Regions from separate parts of the Homo sapiens genome. Here region 1 is linked to region 2. The links are chromatin contacts, found by Hi-C or POLR2A ChIA-PET in ENCODE. All regions are on one chromosome and are shown on one strand. The core of a region is the stretch at or near the end of the contact, and the rest is flanking DNA. Distances in the headings are between cores, read along the strand shown.

Region 1 (5,498 bases), core at 930-3,429, 530 kb after region 2:
GGGACACAGCCAAACCATATCACCTGGCTAATTTTTAAATCTTTGGTAGAGACAAAGTCTGACTAGCTGCCCAGGCTGGTCTCGAACTCGTGGGCTCAAATGATCCTCCCGCCGCAGCCTCCCAAAGTACTGAGATTACAGGAGTGAGCCACTGTGCCGGGCCTCATTCCACCTAATATGAGGTATCTAGAGTACTCAAATGCATAGAGAGAGAAAGTGGAAGAGTCGTTGCCAGGGGCTGAGGAGAGAGAGAAATAGAAGTTATTAATGGGTACAAAGTTTCAGTTCTGCAAGACAAAAAGAGCTCTAGAGATGGACGGTGGTGATGGTCACACAACATAGGAATATACTTAATGCCACTGAACTCTGCACTTAGATGAATAAACTGGTCAAGTCTATGTTATATATTTATCACAATTTTATAATTTTTTTTGAATTCCTTAACTTAATCATATTGGCAAAAACTTTCCCACGTAGCGTAACATTCACTGTTTTCCGGCGATTGGCACTTGATATCTTTGGGGCCACTATTCAGATGGCTACAGTCACTTAGGAGACTACTGCAGTGGTCCAGAGAAGAAGTGATGGAGGCATGAACTAGACCAGAGGCAGTGGGGATTCTAGAGCTGCCAAGGAGGCACTGCTGGTGGGAGCTGGGAACCGGGCAGGAAGAGTGATGCCTGGCACCCTGGTTTCTGGCTGGGGCAACTTGCAGAAACTCTCAGGAATGCTGAGAGAAGAGCAGATGGAGGGTGGGATCAAAGGGAAGACTGGTGTTGGGGAAGAGGTTGAGATGAGTTTTAGACACATTTGCAGGTGTCGACCAAAAGCTGGGCCACTGAGCAGAGACCTGCCTACATCTTGAGGCCCACACAAAGGTCTTGTCCCAAATAGGGGAGCCATGGCAGAGCAGGGATGCTATGGAGGGAGGAGGCAGCCACAGGCAGGGCTTGGGGATAGTCTGGAAAACAGAGAATGAGAGGAGTCAGGGCAAAGAGGCGAGGTCTGTGGAGGTGCCGCAGGAAGGCGTTGGGCGCTGGCTGCAACTGAGAGCTGGGAGCTCAGGAAGGCTCAGGTGGCTGGACCCGGCCAGGGGGCAGACGCGGAATAACAATGGCCTTCCGTGAGGGCAAGGCCATCTGTAGCAAAATGTCCACCCTCCATGCCAAGCCTCCCACCCAAACATCCCTTCTGATTTCCCATGCTATGAGGGCCTGAGCACCGGAGCCCTTGGAGAGAAGATCCATCGGAGGCGGAAAGGTGGGGGGACCCACGTGGCTCAGGTTAAACTTACACCTGGCTTTGCATGGAGAAGTCTTGGCAAACTTCTGAACAACAAATCAAGTTACAGATGGCTGAAACAAACGGTAGTTTCCCAGGAGCCGCTGAGACCATCAGCAGGAGGCCTGTAGACTTTCATCCAAGTCAGACTCAACCATATCTTTCTTTTTCCAATTTTTTAAAAATTGTAGTAAGTAAAATACACATAACAGAAAATTTACCATCTTAACCTTTTTTTTTTGAGACAGCGTCTCACTCTGTCACCCAGGCTGGAGTTCAGTGGTGCGATCTCAGCTCACTGCAAACTCCGTCTCTGGGTTTCAAGTGATTCTCCTGCCTCAGCCTCCCGAGTAGCTGGGATTACAGGTGCCCGCCACCATGCCTGGCTAATTTTTGTATTTTTAGTAGAGACAGGGTTTCACCATGTTAGCCAGACTGGTCTCAAAACTCCTGACCTCAAGTGATCAGCCCGCCTCCGCCACCCAAAGTGCTGGGATTACACGTGTCAGCCACCGTGCCTGGCCTCCATCGTAACCATTTTTAAGCACGTTGTTCAGTGGTGTGACATGCATTCCCACTGCTATACAGCCATCGCCGCTAACCATCTCCAGGCACTTTCATCTTGTAAAATTGAAACTCTGCACCCATTCAACAATAACTCCCCACGTCCCATTCCCCTCAACTATATCTTTTTAAAGTGCTTTTCCCAGTGAAGTTTCTAACATTGCTAAAGAACATAAAATATAAAAACATGGCCATGCAGCAGGGGCTTTTTACCCTGCAGAATGCCCACTAAACCGTTTCTGTATGTTTAATTTTTTTAACCAAGGAAGTAGGGGATGCCCAAGATTTGGTCCCCAAACCAGAAAGACTGTGGGTTCCTTGCATCAAGCCGGGGCTTTTAGTCAACTCTCCCATGGGGACTCTGTTGGCCCGCTCCACCTCGGGTGTTCCCCCGCCCCTGCCTTTTCCTCTCTCACCTCCCCCATCCACCCCTCTCAGCCTTGCAGTCGACCTGCCTCTCCTCTGGTTGCTCCGTTTGTAGGGAGGGTCTGCTTGAAGGGAGTTCCCATTCTCTCTCACCCAGAGTCAAGGCTCTTGACTCTATTGTACCTAAAAAGCTCCTGAGGAATTTGACAAGGCCCCACCCTCAGAGATATGGGGTGAAGCCCAGGAATCTGTATTTTTAACAAGCATCCCAGGTGATCCTGATACTTGCACACACCCCCACACACACCCACGCCGACTACCCACACACTTCCATGGCCCAGAAGTCTGCAGGACCCACAGCAGGTATTCGGGACTATTTGTTCAATCCACACCTGAGTCGTTGCACGATTATGCTCAAGTCCCTCGGAACACCTCGCCTGCCATCTGACAGCTTCCCATCCAGAAACCACACAGTACAGTAAAAAACAGAAAAAAGAAAGCCGTTAGACCCCAGTGAATGTTATTTTTAATGAAAGTGGTGCATTTTGACTCACAATGTTGAAACCAGATTATAAATGAGTCATCAGTGAATCGACCACAAAGAGCCTTTGCGGAGGTGATTTACAGGAGAGCTCTGATGTCTGCTGTCCCCTGCACACGCTTCACAGAGATGCTGTCAGACGCAGAGCTGGTCTGGGGCATCTGTTGCCGCGTCAGCTCAAAAGGATGCTGTGTTGTCACCAATGGGATTCCCCAGCCCAGGCGGTGTTGCGGTCCCACCCACACAAGGAAGGCGGCCATCACTGAATAATGCTTGTGGTTACATCATCATTGCTGGTTTCCAGGTAGTGACTAGCAGATACTGGAGAGAGACAGGCCATCTGCTCTTCCTGTGCGCCTCAGCTCCTCCCTCATACCCACATCCTCTCGCCTGGTCTTCTAGAAGCAGCCCCTATGCAGACAGACCAGCAGGACTGAAAGCTGGACAGACTCGAGCCGGAGAGCCAGGTGGAACAACCTGGCCAGAAAGAGTCTGGCCGCAAAGAGTCTGGCCACAGCCCCACTTTCCTCATCTCTAAAATGTCCACATGGCTGCCTGCCCTGCCCGGCTCAAGGGAATGTTGCAAGGCTCTCATGGAAACCATGCTTGTGAGGGTTTTGAGGACTATCATAGCCCGTCCCAAGGTCAGAGGACAGTAGAAAACAAAAAACTTGCTTTCAGAGGGTGCTTTCACCAGTCAGCAGCCTCTGCCCCGGGCAAAGCCAGACAACTAAAACGGAATGAATCCGCAGAGTAGGGTGGGGATGAAATTCTCCACCTCCAACCCAGAAAGGAAACGCCAATGCTCATGTTTCCCCTTAGAGAAACAGGCAATGTTTGAACAGGAACAACGACGCCAGAGGGTCAATCCACACACAGAACACTCCATCTCCATGCCGATGGGGGACTGACTGTCCTGCTGCTGAACTGCACCCCTGGGGCTCTCCAGGACACTCCACTGGTGGCCACACTCAGGAAAATAAAGAAAAACCTTCAAAAGGACCCTTCTGGCCATTCAGAGAATGCACAGGCCTGCTAGCTCCTGCTTGCCTGCTCAGAGCTGCCTCCACTGGGGCAGGAATCTGCAGCCAAGAAAATCCCTGACAACCCCAGGGACAGAAGGGTCAGTCTGGGGGACCATCGACCAACCCAGCAACCCAGATTAGACTGCTCCACCAGGAACTCTGTGTCCAGAGAGCAGGATCTGCCACAAGCAAAACTAGGCCTCATTTACTATTCCACAATAGCAACTAGAAAGCATGTGACCCAGAAAACCTTCAAAGAAGGCCAGAAATTCATTAAATCTGAAAAGAAGGGAAGAAGGGCGGGGGAGAGGAAAACACTGCTTAGCAAAGCCAACTGAATCCCTCTTCCATACATCACAGATGCAGGACCAGTCTCAGCATTCAAGAGGAAGAGAAAAATGAAAACAAAAACCAATCTGGAGTTGAATGTCAGCCTTCCCCTCACTGGTTCTGGGTCCTTTGGAAGGCCATATTGTCCCCGGACCTCTCTTGCTTCAGTGGCCTTCCTGCCAGGATTGCCATAAGGATTAAATGGACTCATATATGTGTTGTACCTATACAGTACCTGCAACACAGTAAATATCCAATAAATGTTGGTTTCTTGCTACAAGAAATTGTAAAATATGGGCACAAATTCCTCCTACTTTGTTAAGCACATCCCTTGGCAATGACTTAGCTGCTACTCCCATCAAGAGTTGTGGTCTATGTCCCTACCCCTTGAATCTGGGCTAGCCTGGGACTTGCCTCAACCAGTAGAATTTAACAAAAGTTACAGTGTGTGACTTCCAAGGCTAGCCCTTGCCGCTTCCACTTTTGCCCTCTTGGAATGTGGCCCAGAGACAACCATCTAAGGAAGCTGATCTAGGCCACTGGAAGAGGGGTGGGCAGATGGAGAAGTGATGTCCCCCAACCAGCTGCCAGTCACATGAGAGAGGCCATCTCAGATCTTCCGGCCCAGCTGAGCATTCAACTAAATGCAGTCACATTAGTGAGCCCAAGCAAAACCGGCAGAACTGTCCAGACAACTCATAAAATCAGGAAAACAATCAATTCTTGTTTTTTTTGTTTGTGTTTTGAGATGGAGTCTCTGTTGTAAGGCTGGAGTACAGTGGTGCTGTCTTGGCTCACTGCAACCTCTGCCTCCTGGGCTCAAGCGATTCTCCTGCCTCAGCCTCCTGAGTAGCTGGGACTACAGGTGCCCGCCACCACGCTCGGCTAATTTTTTATATTTTTAGTAGAGATGGGGTTTCATCATGTTGGCAAGTATGGTCTCAATCGCTTGACCTCGTGATCCACCCACCTCGGCCTCCCAAAGTGCTGGGATTGCATTGTTGTTTTAAGTCACTAAGACTTGCGATGATTTAGTATGCAGCAAATTCTTACTGAAATAACTTTCTTATTTCCACCTCTAAAACATCTTCTCCCTTGGGCATTCTTGGGTTTCCCTTAGCCACACCACGTCTGGTAGATTATTCGATGAAAAACTAAGAGTTTATGGGGACCAGGAACTATGGTTTTCACAGTCATCAAGTCATTTTTATGCCCACATGTTACGATAATTAATCAATCAAACAATGAAGCAGCATCTGCCAACCCAGGTTCATAATTAGCAAATCTGCCTATTCTACCTTTAAAATAGATGACAAATTCAATGACTTATCTCCAATTCCACTACAGTCTCTTACCTGGATTATTGTGTTACCCTCCTAATTGGTCTCCCC
Region 2 (5,617 bases), core at 354-2,853:
TAGGGAGCAAAGCTCAAACAGTTAAAAAATAAAATCTGATTCATTCTATTAAATCAATGGCAAAAATACACTCAAAAGGTCGACTTAAGAAACATGTTTAACAAATATTAGTAAATCCTGTTCCTAATTACCAGGGGAAATTTCAGAAGAGTGTGATGGCCTCTATGACGCTTAATTCTAACACTCAACACTCAATTCACTAATTCACTGGTCAGTACAGATAAATAACAAATAATTTTTCTTTCAACTTGATAGATATCAACCGTTTCTATTGGGTTGAATCTACCATGATATAGTGCAGATTTGGGTCTGTAAAATCTTGCACGGGCTCCATTATCTTCCTAAACTATTCCAGGGGTGCTGTATTCCACCGGCTCTGGGTTAGAACGTTCCCAACCGCAGTGATTTGTGACTTCAAAGAACACCCTCGAGAAGGGGTTCCAAAGGTTTTCAGGCTTTAGGGGAGCAACGCGGAATAACCAAATTCTGCATGGATCGGAGTGACGACCCCGATAAGCTAGTTTTTAGAAGCAGGAAGACTCCCCTCTGGGGCAGCCAAGTAGGTAGCACTAGGCTGGGGGGCAAAGAGGCAGGTACCGTTTCCTTCCTGGGGCCCGCAGGTGCAGTCGGCCCCCAGCTCCGCCGACACCTCCACCGCCCTCTGCAGCAGGTAGCGCGCTCGCTTGCGCGTCAGGGCGTCCGCCTGGCCCAGCCCCGCCTGCACCGTCCTCCAGAAGCGCCAGCAGCGCCGGGCGTCCGGGCCCGCCTCGCGCGCGCCGCGGGCGCGGTCGCCGCCGGGCTCGGGCAACAGCTTCTCGGCCAGGGCGCTCAGGACCAGCAGCTTCTCCTCTACGCGGCCGGACCCCAGGGACGCCCCAGGCGCGGCCAGCCCGCCCCACACGGCCCGCAGCGCCGCCCCGCCACATTGGACCAGCACTGGCAGCAGTCGCCCGGCCACCAGCGCCGCCGCGTCCTCGGCAGGCCCGGCCTCATCCCCGTCCCCGCCCCCGCCCAGCGCCAGGGCGACGGCGGTCCCCGCCACGCGCTCCAGTAGCGGCCCGTCCTCGCGGGGCCGCAAACATGGCCCGACGGCTGCTAGCACTTCCACGGCAGCCTCGGCGCCAGGCGCGCGCCACCCGGCGAGCAGATCGCGCAGCGCCTCCTCAGCCAGCGCGGCCGCCAGCTGCGGACGCCCGGCCAGGCGGACGCACGAGCGCAGGGCCGCGCCCGCCGCCCTCAGCACGCGCCGGCGGTGGCGAGGCTGCAGACTGGGGTCCGGGCCGCCCGCGGGGCGTCCGCGCAGGCTCCGCAGCAGTGGCACGAGGTACCCTGCAGCCACCTCGCGCGCCGCCTCCGGGAGCGCGCCTGCGCCCCCGCTGCCGCGCGCCTCCTCGTCCTCGAGCCGCTGCAGAAGGAAGCGCAGCGTCTCCACGCGCTCCGCGGATGCCTCCCCTTGGCACAGCGCCCCAAGCAGGGCCCGGGGGTCCCGGCTCTGCGAGAGCAGCGCTTCCGCGAGCACCCACTCCATTTGCCGAGCGCCCGCGCCACCGGCCCGGGCTCCCAAAGGAAGGCGCCGGCGTGTGCGATGCGTGCGCACAGGACCGGCCGGCCCCTACGTGCGCGTGCGCCGACGGAGCCGGGCGCGCGGCCGCAGAGAGGGGGATCCCAGCCCGGCTTGGTGCAGCTCAGCTTCCCTTGGGTTCCTGCCACCAACCCTGCCTAGATAGAACCCACCTGGTCTCTTATTTTTAGGAGAAACGAGGCCTTCGTTAAAAGTTAATGTAGTATCTACACCAGCTTCATCGATTCCTGATTGGAGGTTGGTCTGCCCAGGACCCTAAATCAGGCGTGCCTGTGAGCATAAACCAGTTCACAGAAGGTGCACAGCAGAATCACTTTAGATTATTTTCCAAACGTTGCATGATGGGCACCATCCACAAAGAGACTGACACAGTAGGTCTGAAATTGGTTCTGGACATCTGCATTAAAAATAAGTCATGAAAACACAAGAATGATTTAGACGTAAGGCCAGGAGTGAGAAGTGTTACCGGTGGAGGGTGTCCAGGTCCAAGAATTGGACAAAGCGCACAAACAAAGCAAAGACAGAATGAAGCCACAAAAGCAGAGATTTATTGCAAAAGTACACTCCACAGGGTGGGGGCAGACCCAAGCAAGCCGCTCAAGGGGGGCTGGTTACAGAATTTTCTGGGGTTTAAATACCTATAGAGGTTTCAATTGGTTACTTGGTGTACACACTATGTAACTGAAGAGGATAAAATGAAGTTACAAAGTTATTTACTTGGTGTACTCCCTATGTAAATGAAGAGGATATTTCCTGTCATAGCTGAAGTGTTTCTATCTGATTTGGTTCTAGGGAGTTTTTGGATTCCCTGCCTCCAGGCCCTATTCTCCTGCCTTAGAGGTACCTATAGCAATGTGCTAGGATTCAGCTAAAACCAAGATGCCCACGCCAGCCCTCACAGCCAAGTGCCCAAGATGACTCCAGGATGCAGAGCCTCCTGCACAATGCATGTGCTCCCATGTGCAAACTCAAAAATAGTCCCTGTGTCTGTCTTTTCTGTATTTCTGACAGCATCCATTGCTAAATAGAGAAACAGAAAACCTCACCTCGGCATGCATGGTGTGGATTTGGTTCCTGGCTCAATTTGAGACAAACTAGATCAGTGACATAGGGTTTTCTTCGCTACTAAACACAAAGATCTGCCTCTTAGTCAATAGAGAAAACAGGGTCCCAACTTCAAAGAGCTTGACATATAATAACATAATGGATAAGACAAAAATTAGTTATTTAAATTTACAGTTATTTTTATATAAAGTTATCTGACTTTAAGGTTATCTGACATTACACAGGCAAGACTTTTTTCATATTTCAGTCATTCCGTTTTTCATTGACAAAATGCATAAATGTTTCTATTTTAAGCCCTTTTAACATGTCAGTAAATATCAATTACCTTCAACATAAAATGTGCAGAAAACTATTGTTTCTGTCAACATATATCTAACAAATATAAATGGGTAAATGTCTTGAGCACTTAACAAACGAAGATACACAAATGATAAGCACTTGGAAAAGTGTTCAACATCATTAGTCATCAGAGAAATGCAAATTAAACCCACAATGAGGTACCACTTCATACTGATGAGAATGGCTAACATGTAAAAGCTCGAAAACACTAAACGGCAAAGACCAAGGGTGTGGAGCAACTGGAATTCTCATACATTACTGGTGGGCATGAAAACGGTACAGTCACTTTAGAAACTGTTTCTCGTAAAGTTATAATATAGCTGCTTTATGATTCAGCGATTTCACCCCCAGGTAATTACCTAAAATAAATGAAAACATGTTTCAAAAAAAAAAGCTTGCAGAAGAATGTTTTTGACAACATTATTCGTTATAGCCAAAAGCTTATAACAACCTAGTAGGTGTTAGGTAACAACCTACATGTGCATCAAATTGAAGAATGAATAAAAAATTGTGATCTATCTATATAATAATGCTCCCAGCAATAAGACAATGAATTGCTAATCCGCTTTACATGGATAAGTCTCAGAAACAATATGTTAAACAAAGGAAGCCAGTCACAACGTTTACATCCTCGTGATTTCATTTATATGAAATCCAAGAAGAGACAAAAGTAATCTGAAGGATAGAAATGAGAACAGTAGTTGCATATAGGGAGTAGAGATTTGACTAGAATTGGGCACAAGGGAACTTTCTGGGGTGATGAAAATATTTTATGTTGATCAGGGTGTTGTTACACATTTGTCAAGACTCCTTGAACTGAACCCTTAAGATCTATGCATTTCGCTCTGCAGAAAGTTTACCTCAATCAGCCGGGCGCAGTGGCTCACACCTGTAATCCCAGCACTTTGGGAGGCCGAGGCCGGTGGATCATGAGGTCAGGAGATTGAGACCATCCTGGCCAACATGGTGAAACCCCATCTCTACTGAAATACAAAAAAATTAGCTGGGCATGGTGGTGCACGCCTGTAATCCCAGCTACTCGGGAGGCTGAGGCAGGAGAATTGCTTGAACCCAGGAGGCAGAGGTTGCAGTGAGCCAAGATCACACCACTGCACTCCAGCCTGGAGACAGAGTGAGACTTGGTCTCAAAAAAAAAAAAAAGAAAGTTTACCTCAATCTTGAAAAATGACTTATACCAAAAAACAAAACAAAACAAAACAAAACAAAAAAACAAGTTGGCCTATGTGTTTTATTCTCTGTTGCCTTCAGAGTAAAGCCTAACTGCAGAGCACAGCATTGAAGGCTTATTGGGATTGGGGAAAAGCCAGCTGGCCTCACAGCCTGACTCCCCCTTCTCTGCCCCAGGTCAGGCATGTGGAACTCTCCTTCTTACCCACAACATGTTTGCACTGTCTTCTCTCCCGGAATATTTCCCGCAACACCACTTTTCTGATTCACCAATGTGGGCAGCGATTCCTAATTGCCAGAGCTGCCCTTTTTCGTTCTTACCTGAATGGACTCTGTGGAGTATTTCCTATTTCTTGAAACACTATCTCACTCTGGTTTTCATCGATGACTTTGTCCTGTTCTTTCTTTTCTCTGCTTCCTCAGCTGTTTCTTCTCCCTTTCTTTCAGCATCTTATTTTTCCTCCTGACCTGTCCATAGTGATATTTCCAGGGTTTTATCTTCAGGTCTCTCTTCTCCTCACTCTGTAAATTTTCTCTGAATAACTTCATTAACACTATAGATCTGATTACCATTTACATGCTAATGATGAAAAAGTCTGTATCTCCAGCCTAGGTCTCTCTCCTGAGACTTATCCTTAGGAGATAGCTCGAAACCTATTTCTCCAACTGCCTACCACACGTCTTCATTTGAATATTATTCAGGACATCATTCTCAGTCTCCACTTTTACAAATCTAACTTCATTCCCTTCATCCCTTCACCCAGCATCATTACTCCCCACCGATGTTCTTCTTCCCAGGAATTCCCTGTTTAGGGAAATGGCCATCATTCCCAAGTTGCCCAAGTCAAAAACCTGGGAACCAATACACTTCCTACTTGATTCTCACATGCAATCACTCCTCAAAGTTTCCATGCAACTTTCTAAATCTCTCGGTGATCCCTCCTCTCTGTGCCCCACTAATACCTTACTTAGTTTTAGACCCTCCTCATTTCTTGCCAAGATAATAGCAATCACCACCTACCCCACTCCCAGCTATATCACATTTAAGTAACGCTTATCGAGTGAATAGCCATCTCCTACTCCTTTATGAAGACCCAAATTTCAAGGCATCTCTCTAAGAAGCCATTCCTAGTGCCCCTGGTCGTGTAATACATACTCCGTATTGGTACTAGGATGATCTTCCTAAAATTACATCATTGGCTACCCAGAGCCCTCAGAATCATGGTTGAGTTTCTTAGCATATCATCCAAGATGCCTCAAGATGGAATGCCTGCCTAATTCTCCATCTTCACACTCCTGACAAGCCCCATTTACACCTTAATTTTGAAGTCCCTAAAACATGTGTGCTCTCACTTTTCTTTGTGTTTTTTCAAAAAAAGCCCTTCTCTCTTTTGGAAAGCACTTACCCCTTCTCCACCTGACTTTTTTTTTCTTTCAAGACAA

The links. Hi-C counts contacts between places; a loop is a spot of excess contacts on that map. ChIA-PET counts read pairs that join two places held with the same protein, here RNA polymerase II (POLR2A). Pooled maps may share reads with other maps.
Region 1: a pooled map shows a loop between it and region 2 (3-fold over the local background). The contact joins the enhancer-like site here to the promoter of TARBP1 in region 2. A Hi-C loop is called at or near these places in 1 of 168 maps with a recorded cell type or tissue (naive thymus-derived CD4-positive, alpha-beta T cell) and 9 of 50 pooled maps. POLR2A ChIA-PET finds 5 or more read pairs at or near these places in 6 of 52 experiments (CD4-positive, alpha-beta T cell, MCF 10A, activated CD4-positive, alpha-beta memory T cell and 2 more).

Annotation. Positions count from the first base shown.
Region 1 is chr1:235,009,077-235,014,574 of GRCh38, forward strand. No RefSeq gene overlaps it. Among named protein-coding and RNA genes, the nearest start is that of LINC03108, 31 kb to the left of the region's middle. RefSeq lists enhancers at 2,638-3,227, 2,826-3,120, 3,071-3,571, 3,238-3,307, 3,518-3,697. Within about 2 kb of position 2,180, at least 26 of the 41 ENCODE cell types and tissues checked have a DNase peak (open chromatin) inside an H3K27ac peak, as active enhancers do; they include CD4-positive, alpha-beta T cell, where a contact is called at or near this core.
Region 2 is chr1:234,477,576-234,483,192 of GRCh38, forward strand. TARBP1 (tRNA guanosine 2 -O-methyltransferase TARBP1) reads right to left here and starts at 1,604. Exons shown (of 30, transcript NM_005646.4): 1 at 598-1,604. The coding sequence starts at 1,528. RefSeq lists silencers at 701-1,500, 1,531-1,720.